Regions from separate parts of the Homo sapiens genome. Here region 1 is linked to region 2. A link is an interaction called in ENCODE POLR2A ChIA-PET data of the cell type or tissue named here. Cell type or tissue: OCI-LY7. All regions are shown on one strand. Each heading gives the region's core, and the rest is flanking DNA. Links, peaks and the distances in the headings are about the cores only.

Region 1 (4,395 bases), core at 75-4,074, 150 kb after region 2:
AGAATATACACCAACACACCTAGCCACAGAGGAATGACAGGAAAGGGAGGAAAACATTTAGCAGAAATGGCTAGTTAAAAAGTCCAAATCCATTCATTAGCAAACAGTGCTGCAGGTCAGTGCAACTCACACTTTCCATTTTTCCACAAATCTTAGCAAGCAGATTCAGACTAAAATATTCAGCAAAATCAGGTCTTTATCACGAAGGTAGAACATAACGCATTATTACATAAAAGCAGAATTCTGCCTTGAAGTCTCCACCAACAACTTTTCCAAAAACCAGAATAACTCCTATACTGAAGTTCCATGTTACACAATACTTTATGTTCAATATTCTACAGATTGCCAAGGCATTTAGATATTAGCATATTCCTATAAGACATCTCCCAAGAACACTTCCACGAACATTATTTTTTTTCAGTGATGGATTCAAGCACAGTGTATCGCAGTTTTTCCCTAACCAGTATCAGTAACTCTTGTTTAGCTAGCTGTTTTAAAAACTGCTAAGTATCGGCCAGGCGCGGTGGCTCACGCCTGTAATCTCAGCACTTTGGGAGGCCAAGGCGGGTGGATCATAAAGTCAGGAGATTGAGACCATCCTGGCTAACACGGTGAAACCCCGTCTCTACTAAAAAATACAAAAAATTAGCCGGGCGTGGTGATGAGTGCCTGCAGTCCCAGCTAATCGGGAGGCTGAGGCAAGAGAATGGTGTGAACCAGGGAGGTGGAGCTTGCAGTGAGCCGAGATCGCACCATTGCACTCCAGCCTGGGGACAGAGCGAGACTCCATTTCAAAAAAAATAAATAAATAAAATAAAATAAAATAAAAACTGCTACTTATCTACAAGCCAGAACAGAAACATAATTTTAAAATGGTTACAATCTAGCACCAGAGGCCTCAAGACAATTCTGGAAACTAAATAAAAAGGGCTAATGGAACTGCAACCTACAGCTTTCCCCATTACGGTCTTTGCATTCCTGAGACTGAAAAAAAAAAGTTACATCACTATATGCGATTTGTCTGAGTGAAGGAGGAAAGGGAACTCATCAAGCATTTAAGCAGGTATAAATAGTAGTAACTAGGTTAATTATCTTTAGAATACCTGATTCTATTTATTTATCTAGTAAATTCAGTTTTACACATTTTAAAAATTCAGTTCTCTAGAAACGAAACACTTAAAAATATACTAAGCATGACAACTATGTGAAGTTTTAACTCTCAGTTAAAGGAACACTCACTGGTTTCATTTAGGAGAAATGAGAGTTAAAAGGCCAATCATGGCTGGGTGCAGTGGCTCATGCCTATAATCCCAGCACTTTGGGAGGGCAGGAGTTCACTCACGAGGTCAGGAGTTCGAGACCAGTCTGGCCAACATGGTGAAACCCCGTCTCTACTAAAAATACAAAAATTAGCTGGGCATGGTGGTGGGTGTCTGTAATCCCAGCTACTCGGGAGGCTGAGGCAGGAGAATCGCTTGAACTCGGGAGGCGGAGGTTGCAGTGAGCTGAGATTGCACCACTGCACTCCAGCCTGGACAACAAAAGCAAAACTCTGTCTCAAAAAAAAAAAAAAAAAAAAAGAAAAAGAAAAGAAAAAAGGCCAATCGTGTTTATAAAAGGGTCCATTTGGTAATTTAGAGGGTGCCAAGTCACCATGTCAGATGCCATAAAGAAAGAAAAATCAAGGTTCTTTACCAAAAATAACCAAAACACAAGGACAGAATGAATTAAGTCCTATAAAGGGATATACAGATAAAATGCTAAAGAGAGAAAACAAGTAACTTAGACTGGGAAAAAGGAAAGTCTAAAAAAGGAGGTGGCTTTGAAATGCTTTTTTTGTTTTAACCTTATAGAAGAAGGCAGAAGAAAGGCTAAAAATCATTCTGAACAAGGATACAATCCGGTAGCTTCATGAGACTAGAGCTGAAGATCATGAAAATGGTGAGACAAAGCCAGAAAGACTGGAGATGGGTCAGACTGTGACTGGGAGTTGGGACTATATCCAGTTATCAAAGAGCCAGTTTTTAAGCAGGAGATGAAGAATTCAACTTTTGTTTTTTAGACAGTTGTGGCAAGAGTGTTAAGGAACTAAAAAGGCTGACAGACCAACAAAGAGGTTATTACATAATCCAGTGGTAATGCCATCTTCAATTACAGCAATACAAGACAGAGTGGTAAAAAGATACTGGGTATAATCAACAGGTTAAATGTGTTGCGGAGAGAAGACAGAGAATTTTGGAAAACAGATTCCAGAGACCTGACAAAATTTGTTCTTTAGCCCTAGCAGAAAGAGAATGGACTTGGGGTTCAAAGATCTGGGTCCAAATTTCATCTTAATCTCTCAAGAAACTAGGTATATCACTTAACAGATATAAAATCATTCATTTATATACTTTGATGGGTTGCTGTAATTGTTCATATATTATGTATAAATCTATGTAAACACACATAAATATATATTAAATGCCTGTAACATATAAACATATGTAAAATGCCTGTCACGTAGAGGCGGAGGTTGCAGTGAGCCAAGATGGCGCCACTGCCCTCCAGCCTGGGCAACAAGAACAAAACTCCATCTTGGAAAACAAACAAACAAAAAAAACTGTTAAGCTCTTCCTCTACACTCATCCTCTCCCCTCTCAACATATCAGTCAAGCCAGGCGCCATGGCTTGTGTCTGTAATCCCAGCTACTTGGGAAGCTGAGGCAGGAGAATCACCTGAGGCAAGGATTTAAGACCAACCTGGGCAACAAAGCAAGAGCCCCGTCTTTAAAAAAAAAAAAAAAAAAAAAAAAAATTAGGCAGGCATGGTGGCATGTCTGTAGTCTCAGCTACTCAGGAGGCTGAGGTGGGAGGATCACTCGAGCCCAGTTCAATGGTGCAGCGAACTGTGATTTGTGCCACTGCACTCCAGCCTGTGCCAACTGCAATTTTCTGACTGGGTAAGAGGTGAAATATTCTCTTTCTTGTCTATTCTAGACATGCTTTGCTCACAGTGATGCTCTAATTATTTTCATTTTCCCTACCACTGCCATCACATTCTTACAGTACAGTTACTCTTGATGTGAATTTATATATTCTTTACTGTTGTCTCAAGTATTTTTAGTTTATACTGTGGGTACTTCTGGATAAAAGTCCTGTGTGGTCTCAGAGTAGCATTGTCTGAATGAAGAAACAAATGACCCTGCCAACAAGGGAAGCTAACCAAATGAAGCAACCAGAAGTCACCAGTGTTATAAACAAATTACTCAATTTAAAAAATACAATTTCCATCATTTATTATTGTATCATTTTATTGTAAAAAATAGAAGTATGTTTTACAGCTTGTTACTTAGCTAGGTCTTTCTGTGGGTCTAATACTATTTTTAATCATAATTATCAACATTTCTTGCTGCACACTTTAAACTTATATGCACTATAAACTGTATGTGGCATTGGAGTTACAGGTTACCAGCTCACTGCATACACTTAAAACATAATTCATATTACTTAATGATCATCAATAGTTTCACACAGTAAATCCTGAGCCCTGGGCTGGGCGCAGTGGCTCACACCTGTAATCCCAACACTTTGGGAGGCCAACGCGGGTGGATCACGAGGTCAGGAGTTCCAGACCAGCCTGGCCAAGATGGTGAAACCCCGCCTCTATTAAAAATACAAAAAATTAGCCAGGTGTGGTGGCAGGCGCCTGTAAACCTAGCTACTCGGGAAGCTGAGGCAGGAGAACCGTTTGAACCCAGGAAGTGGAGGTTGCAGCGAGCTGAGATTGAGCCATTGCACTCCAGTCCGGGCGACAGTGCGAGATTTCGTCTCAAAAAAAATAAAACTATTGAAAAAAAAAAAAAAAGATCCTGAGCCCCGGTTTTCCGAGATTTTATCTGCTTTTAATTTTCTTTCTTCTCCGAGGGATACAGTCACAATACACTGGATCTATAATACCCTCCAATAATACCAGCTCCTTAAGGGTTGAACGGAATCTCATTCACCTTTGTGTCTCCCACAGAACCTAATTTAACTTGGGGTCAGTAACACGAGAGTGGGAAATGAATGCAGCATAAAAGAGATAACTGAGTTACAACAAACACAAAACAAAAGAAGCATCATACATAACCAGGTCTGAGGTTTTCAGTATAAAATCCCTTCAATATGCTGAGTTCTAAAAAGAAGCAGAACTTTTAATTAACACGAAGATGCTTCAAATAATTCTTAGACATGACAATAAAATAACCAAAACCTCAAGAGACGAAAAGTAAGACCCGAATGCTAAACTCCCATCACTTGGACTCCTTTGCTTTTTAATAATGAGCTAACCTCTGACATCCACCTCCATTATAATTTTTGTGGGGGCTAAGAATGTATTTCAGAGGTCCATGAATCCCTTAAAATTGTTTGCAA
Region 2 (4,383 bases), core at 1-4,000:
AGGCTAAGTATACAGTGTTGATAAAGTCTACAGTAGTGTACAGTAATGTCCTAAGCCTTCACATTCACTCATTACTCACTCACTGACTCACCCAAAGCAACCTCCACTCCTCCAAGCTCCATTCATGGCAAGTGCCCTATAGATGTTGTGCCATTTTAAAATATTTTACACTATATTTCTACTATATCTTCTCTATGTTTAGGTATGTTTAGATACACAAATACTTACCATTGTGTTACGATTGCCTACAGTATTCAGTACAGTAATATGCTGCACAGGTTTGTAGCCTAGGAGCAATAGGCTACACCACATAGTCTAGGTGTGTAGTAAACTCCACCGTGTAGGTTTATGTGAGTGCGCTCCATGATGTTTCCACAGCAATGAAATCGCCTAACAATGCATTTCTTAGAACACATCCCCATCGTTTTTTTTTTTTTTTTTTTTTGAGTTGGAGTCTTGCTCTGTCACCCAGGCTAGAGTGCAGTGGTGTGATCTCAGCTCACTGCAGACTCCGCCTCCCAGACTCAATCGATTCTCCTGCCTCAGCCTCCCAAGTAGCTGGGATTACAGGTACCCGCCACCGCGCTCAGCTAATTTTTGTATTTTTTAGTAGAGGCAGGGTTTCACCATCTTGGCCAGGCTGGTCTCCAACTCCCGACCTCATGATCCATCTACTTTGGCCTCCCAAAATGCTGGGATTACAGGCATGAACCACCGCACCAGGCCAATATCCCCATTGTTAAGTGAGGCATGGCTGTACTTCGGGATAAAGGACTCTCTATTTCTTACCTGCAAAGCTAATTAATACTAACTAAATAATAAGAGAAAAATAGGCTGGGTGTGGTGGCTCATGCCTGTAATCCCAGCACTTTGGGAGGCTGAGGCGGGTAGATCGCTCTAGGCCAAGGAGTTCTAGACCAGCCTGGCCAACATGGTGAAACCCCATCTCTACTAAAAATACAAAAATTAGCTGGGCATGGTGGTGCACACCTGTGATCCTAGCTACTCAGGAGGCTGAGGTAGAGAATCACTTGAACCTGGGAGGTGGAGGTTGCAGTGAGCCGAGATTGTGCCACTGCACTCCAGCCTGGGTGACAGAGCCAGACTCTGTCTCAAAAAAAAAATTAAAATCATAACAGAAGAAAAATAGAGCTAAAAAATGTCTAAAGAGGGCCAAGATTTTCCAGTTGGGGTATTGTAAATACCAGGGCATATGGTTGCTTTGTGTACCAGAAGGATATCAATATCCACCTGAAGAACTCTACCAGTTACACAGTGATGTATCTGTGGCTCTAAAAGATCTGTGGATTCCCAGGCAGTCACATGCAATCAGTGACAAAGATGGGCCTGCTCACACCAGGCTGAGTGTGAGCTAAAAAAAAAAAAAAAATGTAGGAGATTGGCTTCATTTCAAAATGTAAGGCGTGCTCATTAGGATAGGGAGACAGTGTGGTAGACAGAACGCTCTCCCCAAAGACACCTGGGCCCTAATCCTTGCAACCTGTGACTGTTATGTTACATAGCAAAAAGGACTCTGCAGATGTAATTAAGGTTACAAACCTTAAAATAGGGAGATTATCGTGGATTATCTGAGTGTGCCCAATCTAATCACATGAGCCCTTCAAAGCAGAGAACTTTCTCTGGCTGGAGGCAGGAGAGATGAGGTAGAAGGGAGAGGTCAAAGAGATCTGAAGCATGAGAAGGACTTGCCCTGCCATTGCTGGTCTGAAGATGAGGGAAGCCATGAGCTAGAGAATGTGAGTGGCCTCTAAAAGGTGGGCTGACTCCCAGCTGATAGCCAGCAAGGAAAGGGGACCTCAGATCTACACCCACATGGAAGTCGAATTCTGCCAACACTTGAATGAGTCTGAAGGTGGATCCTCCCCCAGAGCCTCCAGATAAGAGCCCAGATTATCAGCTGACATGGGGATTTGTCTTTATGAGACCTGGAGCAGAGAAACCAGCTGAGGCTACTCAGACTGTTTTTTTGTCTTGTTTTGTTTTGTTTTGTTTTGTTTTGTTTTAAAGACAGGGTCTCACTGCCACCCAGACTGGAGTAAAGCACGATCATAGCTCACTGCAGCCTCTATCTCCCAGGCTCAAGTGATCCTCCCACCTCCCTCTCCCCAAGTAGCTGGGACTACAGGCTCATACCACCATACTGGCTAATTTTTACAATTTTTGTAAAGACAGGGGTCTCCCTACATTGCCCAGCATGGCCTCAAACTCAGACTTTAAATCTACAAAATGTGAGATAAAGTTGTTTCATTTTAAGCAGCTAAATTTGTGATGAATTAATACAGCAGCAATAGAAAATTAATACAGACAGTAAGCCAAATCCCATTAGAAGTAGGATGTAATTACAATTTTTTTTCACTTAAAAGATGAAATAAAGGGCCAGGTGCAGTGGCTCAAGCCTGTAATGCCAGCGCTTTGGGAGGCCAAGGCAGGCAGATTGCTTGAGCCTGCGAGTTCAAAACCAAACTGTACAACATAGTGAGACCATCCCCATCATCTATACTTTAAAAAATACAAAAAATTAGCCAGGAGTAGTGGTTGTAGTTCCAGCTACTTGGCAGGCAGAAGTGGGAGGAGTGTTTGAGCCTGGGAAGTTGAGGCTGCAGTGAGCTGTGATGATGCCACTACACTTTAGCCTGGGTGACACAGCAAGAACTTGTCTCAAAAAATAAATAAATAAATAAATAAATAAATAACATTAAAGATAATTTTTAATGTATTGCAAACCACCCATAATCCCACCATCCTAAAACAAAATTATTTTGGTTTTTGCATATCACCTGTTTCCATGCAGCATGAGTAAATACTTATTTTAAAAACCAAGGTTTTGGCTGGGCACGATGGCTCACGCCTGTAATCCCAGCACTTTGGGAGGCCGAGGTGGGTGGATCACGAGGTCAGGAGATGGAGACCATCCTGGCTAACATGGTGAAACTCTGTCTCTACTAAAAAAAAAAAAAAACAAAACAACAAAAAAAATTAGCCAGGCGTGGTGGTGGGCACCTGTAGTCCCAGCTACTCGGGAGGCTGAGGCAGGAGGATGGTGTGAACCCGGGAGGCGGAGCTTGCAGTGAGCTGAGATCCCGCCACTGCACTCCAGCCTGGGGCGACAGAGCGAGACTCTGTCTCAAAAAAAAAAAAAAAAAAAAAATCAAGGTTTTGGCCAGGTATGGTGGCTCACGCTTGTAATCCCAGCACTTTGGGAGGCCAAGGTGGGTGGATCACCTGAGGTCAGGGGTTCGAGACCAGCTTGGCCAACACGGTGAAACCCCGTCTCTACTAAAAATACAAAAATTAGCTGGGTGTGGTGGTGCACACCTGTAGTCCCAGCTCCTCAGGAGGCTGGGGCAGGAGAATTACTTGAACCTGGGAGGCAGAGGTTGCAGTGTGCTGAGATTGCACCACTGTACTCCAGCCTGGGTGACAAAGCTAGACTCCGTCTCAAAAAAAAAAAAAAGTTTTTCTTATCTTTCTTTTTTTTTTAATTATACTTTAAGTTCTAGGGTACTTGTGCACAACGTACAGGTTTGTTACATATGTATACATGTGCCATGTTGGTGTGCTGCACCCATTAAGTCATCATTTACATTAGGTATATCTCCTAATGCTATCCCTCCCCCCTCCCCCTACCCCACAACAAGCCCTGGTGTGTGATGTTCCCCTTCCTGTGTCCAAGTGTTCTCATTGTTCAATTGCCACCTATGAGTGAGAACATGCGGTGTTTGGTTTTTTGTTCTTGCGATAGTTTGCTTTTTTTTCTTTCTTTTCTTTTTCTTTTTTTTTTTGAGACAGGGTCTCACCCTTTTGCTCAGGCTGGAGTGCAGTAGCAGGATCTTAGCTCACTGTAACCTCCACCTCCCAGGCTCAAGTGATCCTGCCACCTCAGCTTCCTGAGTAGTTGGGCCTACAGGCACGAACCACCACACTCGGCTAATTTTTTATTTTTATTATTTATTTATTTTTATTTTTTTATTTTTTGGTAGAGACAGGGTTTTGCCATGTTGCCCAGGATGGTCTCAAACTCCTGAGCTCAAGTGATCCTCCTGTCTCAGCCTTCCAAAGTGTTGGAATTACAGGCATGAGCCACTGCGCCCGGCCAAAATCAAGTTTTAATGTGCTTATTGCATGGGAAAAAGAAGTGAAGAGAGTTATTCTCCAAAAGGGTCACATTTGTTCTAAATCTTTGTGTGGTGGAATTGAAAACAATGTTTTTCCATTTGTTCTCTTTCTTTTTTGTTTTTTCGAGGCAGAGTGTCACTCTGTCGCCCAGGCTGAAGTGCAGTGGCACGATCTCAGCTCACTGTAACCACCGCTTCCTGGGTTCAAGCGATTCTTGTGCATCCGCCACCAGAGTAGCTGGGAGTA

Evidence for each region. ChIA-PET counts read pairs that join two places held together with the same protein. Peaks named below come from ENCODE experiments on the same cell type or tissue, not always from the same donor. Only the 100,000 strongest peaks of a DNase experiment are listed, where the experiment ranks them.
Region 1: POLR2A ChIA-PET joins it to region 2 with 5 read pairs; 22 of 35 experiments call an interaction of 5 or more read pairs at or near these places.

The regions. Positions count from the first base shown.
Region 1 is chr1:225,778,581-225,782,975 of GRCh38, reverse strand. All of the region lies in intron 1 of SRP9 (signal recognition particle 9), which reads right to left. Among named protein-coding and RNA genes, the nearest start is that of SRP9, 3.0 kb to the right of the region's middle. RefSeq lists an enhancer at 928-1,427. In OCI-LY7, for the core only: no CTCF peak of the experiment used is centred there; no DNase peak of the experiment used is centred there; H3K4me3 peaks cover 2,563 bases; H3K27ac peaks cover 515 bases.
Region 2 is chr1:225,928,988-225,933,370 of GRCh38, reverse strand. No RefSeq gene overlaps it. Among named protein-coding and RNA genes, the nearest start is that of PYCR2, 6.9 kb to the right of the region's middle. In OCI-LY7, for the core only: no CTCF peak of the experiment used is centred there; no DNase peak of the experiment used is centred there; H3K27ac peaks cover 483 bases.